Linked DNA regions of Homo sapiens: regions 2 and 3 are each linked to region 1. The links are chromatin contacts, found by Hi-C or POLR2A ChIA-PET in ENCODE. All regions are on one chromosome and are shown on one strand. The core of a region is the stretch at or near the end of the contact, and the rest is flanking DNA. Distances in the headings are between cores, read along the strand shown. Region 1 holds the start of KIF19 (kinesin family member 19). Region 2 holds the start of GPRC5C (G protein-coupled receptor class C group 5 member C). Region 3 holds the start of RPL38 (ribosomal protein L38).

Region 1 (3,758 bases), core at 453-2,952:
AAAGAAAAATAGTGACAGCCCAGTTGACCAGGGGCCTGTTTGATTGATCCAAATAGGTTCTTTTCAGGAGCCTAAAATGCAAGCACAACACACCCCTAAAACTTACCCGATTCTCTTTCGAGAGGCTGAGGTGGGAGGATTGCTTGAGTCCAGGAGTTCAAAACCAGCCTGGACAGCACAGTGAGATCCCTGTCTCTACAAAATACAAAATGTTAGCCAGGCGTGGTGGTGCGCACCTGTAGTCTCAACTACTTGTGAGGCTGAGGCAGGAGGATCACTTGAGCCTGAGGGATTGAGGCTGCAGTGAGCCATCCATGATCGTGCCATTGTGCTTCTGCACTCCGGCCTGGGTGACAGAGTGAAACTCTGTCATAAAAAAACAGAAACAAAAACAAAAAACCCGACCCGATTCTTGTCACAGTATGCCCATTTGCAAACTGTCCAGCCTACAGCCTAGGCCAAGGAACAGGACAAAACCTGGGATCCCGGGCAGGAGAGTTTGGTTTCCACCAAGTTTTACTTGGTTTATCTATTTATTAAACCCAAGGCTGACGGCTGCTTCTTGCTGCTGTTTATTAATAACGATTCCCAACACAGGCTCCTCAGGGGCAGCCGGGGAAGCCAGTCCCAGGGCACAGGCTGGCATCACACTCTGCCTCTGAGGGACCCCAGGCAGTCTGAGGCAGCCCTGGGGACATGAGTGCTTCCTTTCCCAGCCCCTTCCCTGGAAAGTGAAACCCATCGTGGCTTCCTCTCCCAGTCTTGGGGCTGCCGGGCTCAGCTTCGGTGGGGGCAGAGGACACAGAGGATGGACATCAGAATTGGGAGAGGCTCCAACATCCCCCAGGAAACTGAGGCCCCAGGGAGGCAGGAAAAACCAGCTCCAGGTGGCTGGCCGAGTTGGAGGCGGAACTGGGACCAGAATCCAAGTTTTCCCAGGGCCTCCTGAGGACAGGAACCTTTCCCCTGTGTTCCCTGGGAGTGCAACCGTTGTTATTGTCGCCAAGAATGGAGGCGGTAGCGTCAGACCTAGACTTTCTTGCACAGTATTGTGGCTCTTCCAGCAGCAGGCGGGGAGCCAGCAGGGCACACGGACCCAGCCATCGTGACCTAGATTCTGGGTTCAGGGGTAGAGACTTGTTTGCTAGTGGGTCGCACTGAGTCAGGCTCTTCTGTAGCACACCCCAGGTAACAGAGGTGCTGGGCGGCCTGAGCAAAGGGACAACTTTTTGCCACCCATGCCAGTGGGCAGTGGGTGCAGACACTCACAGCACAGGCACCTGCTGCGATGCACGCGGCGCCCACGGAAACCCGAGGCTGCCAGCCGCCGCCCTGGAGACCCCAGAGACAGCGGCAGATGCGTGTGCTTCAAGGGGCAGCGTGGCTGCTGGGGCGCTCCCTAAAGGGCAGTGGCACGGGGTCGCGCCGCGAGCAGAGGGGCGCGGGTGGGCGCGCAGGAGTTAGCGAACTGACACGGAGGCGCCAGGCGGACGCACGGACGCACCGAGGGCCGCAGGGCCGCACAGCCGGGCACACATCGTCGCGCAGCGGTTCAGGCTCGGGGGCCTCCTCGGCGGAGGCGGCCAACTCTCACCCTCAGCGCGGGGAGGGGCGGGCGCCGGGGGCGGGGCGGCGCCGTCCGGGCCCTCCCCCTGCCCCGCCTCGGGTCGGCGTCCTTAGCCGCTGGCGCGTTGTTGGTTTCGGGTTGTCAGGCAGCGCGCGAGGCGGCGGGCAGCTAGCAGCTGGCGGACGCGACCCGGAGGCGGTGGGGGTGCGGCTGAGCCATGCCCGGTGGCGCGGCCTGAGCCCCTCCACCTGCTGCAATCATGAAGGACAGCGGGGACTCCAAGGACCAGCAACTCATGGTGAGACCCTTTTAGACCCTCCTCCCCACCCCGCTCCGTGGTCTACTTCAGTCGGCCTCCAGCGACAGAGTCCTGTCCCCTCGCCGCCACCCCACTGAGAGGACAGGCAACGACCAGGGCCGGGACTCTTCAGAGCAACTTTCCCCAAGTCCTGCAGGATGGGTGTCAAGAAGGGACCATGGCCTTTTTAGACTTTCCTGAGCCTGAAAATTACCCCAACTTCAACCCCACCCCCACCTTTCCACCCTCCCATTGGGAGATCCCGCCCCCAAAGCGTGCGCAGATGAATCTCGGCTCTCTCATCCAGAAACGCCAGGGGCAGGGAGGGCTTGACCTAACTGCCCCCAGAAGGAGGGTGGCGGTTTCCCAGTTAATCAGAGGCTGCTCCAGCCCTGGTGAGGTCAGGAGTTTAAAGGGATGTGGGGGTCACCAGTAGGAAGACAAGGGCCCCTGGTGTCAGGATGGGGCCCGGAGTGCCTGGTTCTTGGGCTGCAACACGGATGCTGCCCAAGTCCGGATTCGAAGTAGTTCAGAGAAGTGCTAGATGCAGCTACCATGGCCCCACAGAGCCCTGGGGCCTGGGACAGATGGGGAGGTGAGAGTGGGGGCTGTGGAGGGGAAGGTGGAATTCCTGATCATCAGTGGTGCCTGGGCCAGAGCAACAAGGGAGATGACTCAGTGACCTCGAGGCCACCACTAGGCTGTGGGTGGGTGGGTGTCTCTCTCAGCAAGCCCCTTCCTCATCCCCTAATTTTTGAGGTCTGGGGAAGGGCCCTCATCACCAGAAGGTGGGCAGTAAGGTAACTGGAGGATAATGTTGCTCCCAGAGTCCCCTACCTCTCAAGGGTGGGCTTGCTTCTCTGAAAGGAGCCTCAGCTCCAGCCCCCAAGCAAGCCCTGGGCTCTAGGACATCCTCTCTGGCTTTTTAGAATGTGTCTCTTTGAAAATCACTGGCCTTGGCATGTATTGTGTGCCCCGGGGAGCAGGGATGAAGGGTCCTCCCCTCCCGCCAGTGGAATTTGGCTGAAGATGCCACTAAAGGTGACCCGTCAGGTAGTGTAGTTCCCTCTGAAAGTGCCTTTTGTTTTGTTTTGTTTTGTTTTTCTTTTTTGAGACGGAGTTTCACTTTCTCACCCAGGCTGGAGTGAAGTGGTGCGATCTCAGCTCACTGCCCCTCAAGTTCAAGCGATTCTCCTGCTTCAGCCTCCCGAGTAGCTGGGATAACAGGCATGCACCACCACGCCCAGCTAATTTTTGTATTTTTAGTAGAGACGGTGTTTCGCCGTGTTGGCCAGGCTGGTCTCGAACTCCTGACCTCAGGATCCGCCCACCTCGGCCTCCTAAAGTGCTGGGATTACAGGCGTGAGCCACCACGCCAGGCCTGAAGGAGTCTTCACTCGGCCAGAGGGCCGTTCATTCTATCCCCACACCCAGCAGCTGTTGCCCTTTGATCAGCACAAGACGTGCTCCCCACTCCACCCTGTTCTTTAGGGAGATCCACGCACAGGATGAGACCCATTTCACACTGGCTGGAGGACAGGCAGATGGGGGTGGGCGCTCTAGGTGACACTCTCCTCGGTGTAGGAATGTGGTCACAGGCTGTTGGGATGATGGGGGACATTCCCTGCTCCATCCCACCTACCAGGCCTCATCCCAGAGCCGTGCCTGCACCTTCCTCTGCAGCACGTCATTCGCGGAAACACAGAGAGGCTGCTCCAGTGCCAGGGCCCCAAGTTCAAGCCCAGGGGAGCTGCGAGTGTTTTATTTGGGCGTGAGGCTGAGGCAGGCTGGAGGAGCAGACAGCTCTCTCCCCTGGGGCTCTCCCGGAGGCCAGGGCTCCTGGGGAGACTCATCAACTCAGACACAGTCCAACACTCTGTGGACCTGCTGCCC
Region 2 (3,660 bases), core at 903-3,402, 110 kb after region 1:
AAGTGAGACGGAGTGAACACAAAAAGAGCAAACAGCTCTCAGGAAACCTCCCTACATATCCGCCGCCATCTACCATGCAGGGCTGGCAGTGGGCAGGGCTCCGCTGCTCCGTCCAGGCCTCAGATGCCCCAGCCTTTCCCCCGCCTGGGTCGGGAGGGAGTGGTAAAGAGTTGCCTTTTTGGAGAATCTAGGTAGGGAAAAGAGATTCCCAAAGCTTGAAAATAAATTGAAACAGATCTGCCAGATCCACAATTCATCTTTGGCTTCTTAAGGTCACAAGCAGTCTCGGGGACTATTTCCATTCCACCTTCCTCTAGCTCTTAGCTGGCTTTTCACATATGCTAATGAGCGGCCCCTCCCAGCACACTGTGTTCAGCACCAGTTGCCTGCTTCACGAGAACTAGTCCCAGCCCACAGTCACGGATGCCCCTCGCCTAGGTCTGACCCGCCGTTTGCCTTTCTAGCGTTGGCACTCAACTGCTTGGACCCTACAAGCGTTTGCCTCCCTGGCATGGGGGCCTCTGAATCTTAGGGTGGGAGGTGGAGCTACGGAAGGGAGCCCAGGAGTGAGCAACAGATCAGCAGCAGCACTGCGCCCCTCTTCTTAATATTGAAGAGACTTGAAACAATTCAGTCTTCGCCACCCCAGACCAGCCCGTGAGGGCAAGGCCAGGAAGGGATACAGGGTTCTAGAGAACCAGGGCCTCACCGCCAGCTCCGGCCGCTAAGCAAACATTCCCTCCAGGAGTCCGAGAAGCCGGTGTGCGAGGGGAGGAACCAGCCTGAGGTTTATCGCTCCAGCAACTCCGGGTGATTCATAGAGTTTAGACTCCCGGTTGTCGTAGACCGCGGCAGGCACGCAAACAAGCAGCCCGGGAGATACCCTCCCCTTTCCCAGCCCCCGCTCCTCCACCTTGCTACCCCCTAGCCCGTGACCAGCTGCCTCCCCTCCCCCTCGCGGGCGCTCAGGGTTGAGCAAACACTCCGGGCCGCCCGCCCCGCCACCAGCTGGCTCCGACCGGCGCACCGCTGGCGATCCCCCAGGCAATTCGGCGTCATGAGAACCGGCACCCCGAGACTCGGCGCCCTGCCCTCCCTCCGCGTCTCCAGGGCCCTGGCCAGGCCCAACAACCTCTCCCTCCTCTGTGCGCCTCAGCCCCTACGGGCCTCTGGCGCGGGCTAACTAGGCCTCGCTGCGGGCCCCCAGGACTGCGCACCCCACCCCCCGCGAGGCCAGCAGCCCCGGGGGAAGGCGGCCGGAAAATCTCTTGTTTATCGGGCTGGATAAGTACCAGCCTGGATTCGCTTCCCAATTTCTGCGGTCCAGCTTCAGCAGATTCCTGGGGCCGGAGGGGAAAGGGTGGCAACCCACAGATCCACCCCGGAACAGGGAGTGGGGGGTGGGGCTGGTGGGAACCTGACCTCCTGGAAAGGACGGACTCGGAGTCAGAGCCAACGTGTCCCGGAGCGCAGAGGCCCAGGGGGTCGCGCTAAACACTGTACCTCGGGGAACAAAACCGTGAAGGCTAATTAGGACAAGTCGGAGCAGGGAACGGGGACGCCGGGAGGGGAGAGCGCGCTCCGAGTTGGGCAGAACCTGGAACGGTCACAGGAAACCCGGGCGCGGGGTAGTCGGGCCGAGGGGGACCTTTGCCCACGGTCCAGAGTGGTCTGGACTCGGCCCACGCGTGAGAGGAGCGCTTGGTGACGATCCCACGTACGCTTGGTGACTGGTGGAGGTCCCAGAGAAGGACCGTGCGTGCAAAAGGCGAACCTCGGTGTGCGGTGTGTCCACGTGTGCAAGCTGGGGAGGGGAGGGGGCGCAGAAGGCGTGACAAAGACGGACTCTGTCTTGAGTGTGCGCCTCGCTCCGGCCCGCTCCCAGCGAACTGTGCCTGAAGTGTGTCTCACGGGAGGGCCAGGACGAAGGTGACAAAGGCTAGGTGTCCCCCACGGAGACGCGCCAAGGTAGCCCCGCGCGTGTCCGTAGGCGCGCTCTCTGGAAGACGCGGTGGGGGGTGCGCAGGGCTGCACCCTCACACCAATTGCCCCGGCGAAGGCCGAGCCCAGAAAGTGAGTGCGCGTGAGTGTGCGCGCGCCCGCATGCGGGGGCGTGGCAGTCAACAGCAACAACCCACACGCCGGCAGGGCCAGAAACTCCCATCTCCCTCACCAGCCGGAAAGTACGAGTCGGCTCAGCCTGGAGGTGAGTCGGGGCGGGGAGGGCCGGGCAGGCTTTGTTCCTGTGTAAACGGAGCGCACGTACCTGGAGCGCGGCGGGCGCCCGATTAGCGCCCTGAATGGAGGTGATGTAACGGTGATGCAGGCTCCAGCCCACCCTCGCCGAAAGCAAGGAGCCCTGCCTGGGGACAGGCCCGCGCGAGAGCGAGCAACCCAGCGCGCCTGGCTCAGCCTCGGTCCCAGGGAGAGGCAGGCCCTGCGTCCCGGCCCGGGCCCCGCCATCCCAGCCAGGACCGGGCCTGGCCCAGCGCCCCGCGCCGCGTCCCTCCCACCCCCGCCCGCCCCCCGCCTGGGGCTGGAGTTGGCCCCAAACGCTGCGCTGGAGCGGGGCCGGCGGCGAGTCCCAGGTAAGGGCTGCTGCCTTCCCGCTCCGCCGCCCGGAAGAGTCGGGTCGGGACGGCGGGGAGTGGGCGAGGGCAGAGGCGGGGGGACTGGACATCCTGCGGGCTGGGGACGCCGCGCCAACTCCGCTCGGTCGCTGAAAGTTTTCAAACCCGAGCCGGCTGGGGACTGGGGGGGTGGGGGAGCCCGGCGCTGCGGCTCGGGCTGGAGGGAGGGGAAACCACTCCATAATCGGGGTCTCCAAGAGGAGCCCCTCCACCGCCTGCCTCTCGGTGGGAGTCCGCGGTCACTCTCTCTCGTGGGTGGCGTCCTCTCTGCCGCCTGCTACTGTGGATGTGGAGGGCAGGTTTCTGTGGCCCTAAAAATGGGAGAGAGTGACTGGTTCCCTTGCTCCCCATTCCAGCCACCCAGGGAGCGCAGGTGTAGACCCCAGTACCGTCGACCCAAGTAGGGACGAGAGGGTTCAGAATCCCCCTGAGGGAAGTTTGGAAATTCAGACTATCAAAGCGCCTCCCCTTCTGGTAGCCTGGCCCCTAGATCCCGAACCCCCACTCCCGGCTGGCTTTTCCAGCGTCCTTTGCACCTCCATCCCCAGGCCCGCAGTGTTACACGCTGGAAGACCCAATCACTTACAAACTCCACGATCAAGATCCTAAAGCCCGGGAGAGGAGACTGTTGGAAGTAGGGTTTTGTGCTCCTGGAGCTTCCTCTCCCCGCCGGCCCCCCACCCCTGTGCCTTCAACTGGACTGGGGGAGGGAGTGCATTGGGGGGTGGGGCGCATTCCAGAGTGACATTCCAGAGCAGACCCTTGAAGATTTCCAAGTCTCAGAGAGCTCAGGGCATTTTGGCCCAAATGCCTGGTCTTGGTGCGGGGCAGGGGCAGGGGGATAGGGGTGGGGTGTCTAGGCTGAGGTTCGAGGAACCCCAACCCACCCCCCACCAACCTACACACTGAGGCCGCTCCTTCCAGGCACAGGCGTCTCCTGTGCGCCTTCTTATCGATGGGGTAAACGCCTGAGCGCCCTGCACAGAGGGGTGAGACAGTGGGACCTAACCAGGGACTGGGAGAGACCGAT
Region 3 (3,735 bases), core at 953-3,452, 120 kb before region 1:
GACCTACTACATGCCAGGCACTGCTTCAGGCACGTCAGTGTCTCCTTCTGGCTCTCCCTGAATTCCTCCCTCCATCCACCACCCCTTTATATGGTGAGTGATCTCAGATGCCGCATCCAGCCGGATCATCCTGCAATGTTAGCATTGAGCACTTACTGTACAGATGGGTACTGCACTTCGAGAGTTATCGACAGAATGCTGAGCCCTGTCCTTGCCTTCAAGGAAAAGTGGTAAGGTGGGGCGTAGTGGCTCACACCTGTTATCCTAGCACTTTGGGGGGCCGAGGCAGGAGGATCCCTTGAGCCCAGGAGTTCGAAACCAGCTTGGGCAACCTAGGGAGACCATGTCTCTAAAAAAGTTTTAAAAAATTAAAAATAAAAAGAGTGGTGCGCATGTATGAAAAGTTAAACACCTCCACGCAGCCTACGGAGAAGTGATTGCAAGGAACCACTGTATGAGCGGCAAGCAACATAAGTCAAGGGTGAAGGGTCCTGCCTGAAAAAGGGGAGGCGGGAGCTGAGCTCGGAAGGACCAGTGGCACTTGGCATCAGAGTGGACAGCAGAGCAAATACCTGGAGGGCAGAAAGTGCCCAAAAGTGCCCCTCGGCTTGGCTGAAAGGGTGGTTGCTTGTGGAGGAGCAGTGGGGTAGAAAAGACCAGAAAGGCATCGCCTGAGATGGGAAGGGCTGGCAAAGCCGGGCTCTGAGGTATGGGAAAATCCTTCTCAGGTCAGAGCTGAAGCACTCGTGCTTCTCAGATCGGATCCGACCTTCAGACATCTAAAATTAGGCTTCTGCCAATTAACTTTTCCCACTGCTAGAACCCCGACACATTTACAGTTGCAGAGACATCGTTCAGCTTCTTTAAAAGACTCTTCAGTGTTATTACAATATTTTTGTGATCTCTCTGCAGCAAGGTCTATTGGTTCCTGTATCTCCAGCACCCCCAGGAAGGTGCTCAGCCTGAGCTTGTTAATGGAAGGGCAGGAGGGAGGAAGAAAGGAAGGTTAAGTTAAATAAGTTCTAAGTAAAGCTCATGGCAAAGTGTTCTTTCCCTTCAGGAGGGCCGCTCTGTAATAATAAGCACGAAGCAATTACATTCTGCCGTGTGGTTATTAAATTTTGGGGAAACAAATATAATAAAATGTAGACATTTGTAGGGAGGTTGGAGATAAAATAAAAATGGAGGATAAAAATAAAATCGATAACCGCAGGTTGCTCAGAGTCTAACCTAAAGGATGTTAGGGGGAGAAAGGAACGCTGCCCTCCCCAGGCTTCCCAAGCCTCCCCAGGAAGTGGCCGGAGCCTGGGCTGGGGAATCTGCCCAGCAGGGGTTCAACTCCTGAGTCCACCTCTCCCCTCTGGGGCCGCGGTGAGACCCCGCAAGAGCAGGAGCACTCCCACTCACCATCAGCCCTAGGGGTGAGACACTTAGCCAGGGGCAGCGCTGCGACAGCTTTTGGAAGTATTATTATTATTATCATTATTGCTAGAGATGGGGGGGGGGAGGTCTTACTAGGTTGCCCAGGCTGCTCTCGAACTCCTGGCCTCAAGCGATCCGCCTGCCTCGGCCTCCCCCAGTGCTGGGGTTATAAGCGTGAGCCACCGCGCCCGGCCTTAACTTGCTTTCATTGTACACCAATTCCTAAGGGAATTGGAAGCAGCAAGCAGGAACGCTCCCTCTTATGGAAAGAAGAGCCCAGGGCCCTGGTCATGACAGGTTCAGGTGCCAAAAAGGAGACGGGAAGAAAACGTGAGGCGCCAGAACAACAGGTTCTACAAGGTGCACACGAGGGTCCCTGCCATTGAATGAAGAATTTTCTGTGTGGATGCCCCTGCGCAGGTCCAATGAAAGCCGTGGAGAATAAGCGTTAGCTCTTCAAACTGAATCTGAGCTAAAACCTAGCAAAGCCAGGCTGGGGTCTGAGGGGTTGCGGGGGAAGACAGGAAGGGGTGGACGGGGAAGAGGCGGGGGTCCTAGGAGGAAGGGATGGGGAGGAGCGAGAGGAGGGAGGCGGAGGGAGGGCGGCAGCCAGGATGGTCCATTCCATTCTTGGAGCTGCACTGTTGACTTCGACCACAAGGGGGCAGGGCTGCTGAAATTGGAAGTGCGAACGCCTACATGAGTCTTGATCCTCGGCAGGCACCGTACCCAGTTTCCTCCGTTGGGAGGGTTTAACTGCCCGGAAACGGAAGTCTCGTTCTTTTTCGTCCTTTTCCCCGGTTGCTGCTTGCTGTGAGTGTCTCTAGGGTGATACGTGGGTGAGAAAGGTAATCTGGGGCAATCCACTGCCAGGTGAAATCTGGGGACCCCAGGTCCGCGTGGAGGGTGTCGGGGAGGAGAAGGGGAGTGCGATGGGGCCGATATTTCGGGGGAGAGCGGGAAAACGGGGTTCGCTGCCAGCCCCCGCGCCGTGTTAACGCCGAGGACTGTTTCCCGCAGGTCCTGGTCCGCGCCAGAGCCCAGCGCGCCTCGTCGCCATGGTGAGTACAGTCCCTGCCTGGCGCCTTCCCGGGGTGGGCTCGTGGGGCCCCGGGGCGAGGGCGAGAGAGCCTCCCAAGGATCTCCTGAGGCCGGGAGAAGCTGGTGGACTGGGCCATCGCCGGGAGACGTGTCTCTTTCCTCTCTGTTCACCCGCTTCCTTTGTGTTGCAGCCTCGGAAAATTGAGGAAATCAAGGACTTCCTGCTCACAGCCCGACGAAAGGATGCCAAATGTAAGTGGTTGCTCCGAAGGTTCAAGAAGAGCGGTGCCTAGCCTGGCACCGCTCCGGGAGCGTCTTCCCCGGAATGTCAGGCAGGAGACGGTTAGGCCGTCTGGGTGTGTGCCTGGCCCTCTGGGAGCAGTGGTTTCATCCTGTTTCCCATGAGAAAGACCTGTGGGGGGCACGTTGAGGCCCTGGAATTTCTAGGACCATCTTTAGCTAATCGCGATCATCTCAGAGGCCGCCCTGAGTTCAGTTTTCTTTCGTATAATATAGTAAATTGTCGGAACGGAATCTCCACTCCGCGAAAGCCTCAAAACACACGTCCCATAAACACTGTTTAGGTTCTCTGCAGTTGTGCAAAATCTTAACACAAAATCCATTTTGTAATAAAGTGCTGGATATTTGCATGTAATGTATCGAGCACGGCACACTGTGTAGTATGGTCGTTTACCTCGTGATCCTGTGGTCGCTGGCCAGTGTCAGAAGGTATCATACCTATCTAATCCAGAAAAATATTTAAAAAAATTTTTTTTTTTCTTTGAGACAGTCTGGCTCTGTCGCCCAGGCTGGATTGCAGTGGTGCGATCTTGGCTCACTGCAATTACCGCCTCCCAGGTTCAAGCGATCCCCCTGCCTCAAAGTAGCTGGGCGCGCCACCATGCCTAGCTGATTTTTGTGTTTTTGGTAGAGACAGAGTTTCACCATGTTGGCCAGGCTGGTCTCGAACTCCTAACCTCAGATGATCCACCTGCCTCCGCCTCCCAGAGTGCTGGGATTACAGGTGTGAGCCACTGTGCCCCGCCAAGATCAAAATTTGAAGCAGGGCTTCTACTGAATGTATATCGCATTACCACCATTGTAAAGTCACAGAGTTTAAGTTGGACTGTCATAGGTCTGTTTCCCAGCTTGTACATACAGGGGAAAGAAGGTGATTAATGAAAAACCTTAAACAGCAGGTTTTCGATGGATAGGTGCCAATCTCTGCTGCCCACTTACTTAAATTTTTACACCAAGTGTGAGAGGTAGTTG

The links. Hi-C counts contacts between places; a loop is a spot of excess contacts on that map. ChIA-PET counts read pairs that join two places held with the same protein, here RNA polymerase II (POLR2A). Pooled maps may share reads with other maps.
Region 2: a loop to region 1 is called in a pooled map, with 1.9 times the contacts of the local background. The contact joins the promoter of GPRC5C here to the promoter of KIF19 in region 1. A Hi-C loop is called at or near these places in 1 of 50 pooled maps.
Region 3: a loop to region 1 is called in a pooled map, with 4 times the contacts of the local background. The contact joins the promoter of RPL38 here to the promoter of KIF19 in region 1. A Hi-C loop is called at or near these places in 7 of 50 pooled maps. POLR2A ChIA-PET finds 5 or more read pairs at or near these places in 5 of 52 experiments (BJ, Caco-2, K562 and 2 more).

What each region holds. Positions count from the first base shown.
Region 1 is chr17:74,324,524-74,328,281 of GRCh38, forward strand. KIF19 (kinesin family member 19) reads left to right here and starts at 1,703. Exons shown (of 20, transcript NM_153209.4): 1 at 1,703-1,865. The coding sequence starts at 1,827. RefSeq lists a silencer at 1,518-1,737.
Region 2 is chr17:74,429,936-74,433,595 of GRCh38, forward strand. GPRC5C (G protein-coupled receptor class C group 5 member C) reads left to right here and starts at 2,153. Exons shown (of 4, transcript NM_022036.4): 1 at 2,153-2,206. RefSeq lists a silencer at 1,026-1,165.
Region 3 is chr17:74,201,476-74,205,210 of GRCh38, forward strand. It overlaps RPL38 (ribosomal protein L38), which reads left to right and starts at 2,203. Exons shown (of 5, transcript NM_000999.4): 1 at 2,203-2,270; 2 at 2,443-2,483; 3 at 2,655-2,715. The coding sequence starts at 2,481. RefSeq lists enhancers at 1,439-1,942, 2,951-3,455, 3,456-3,735.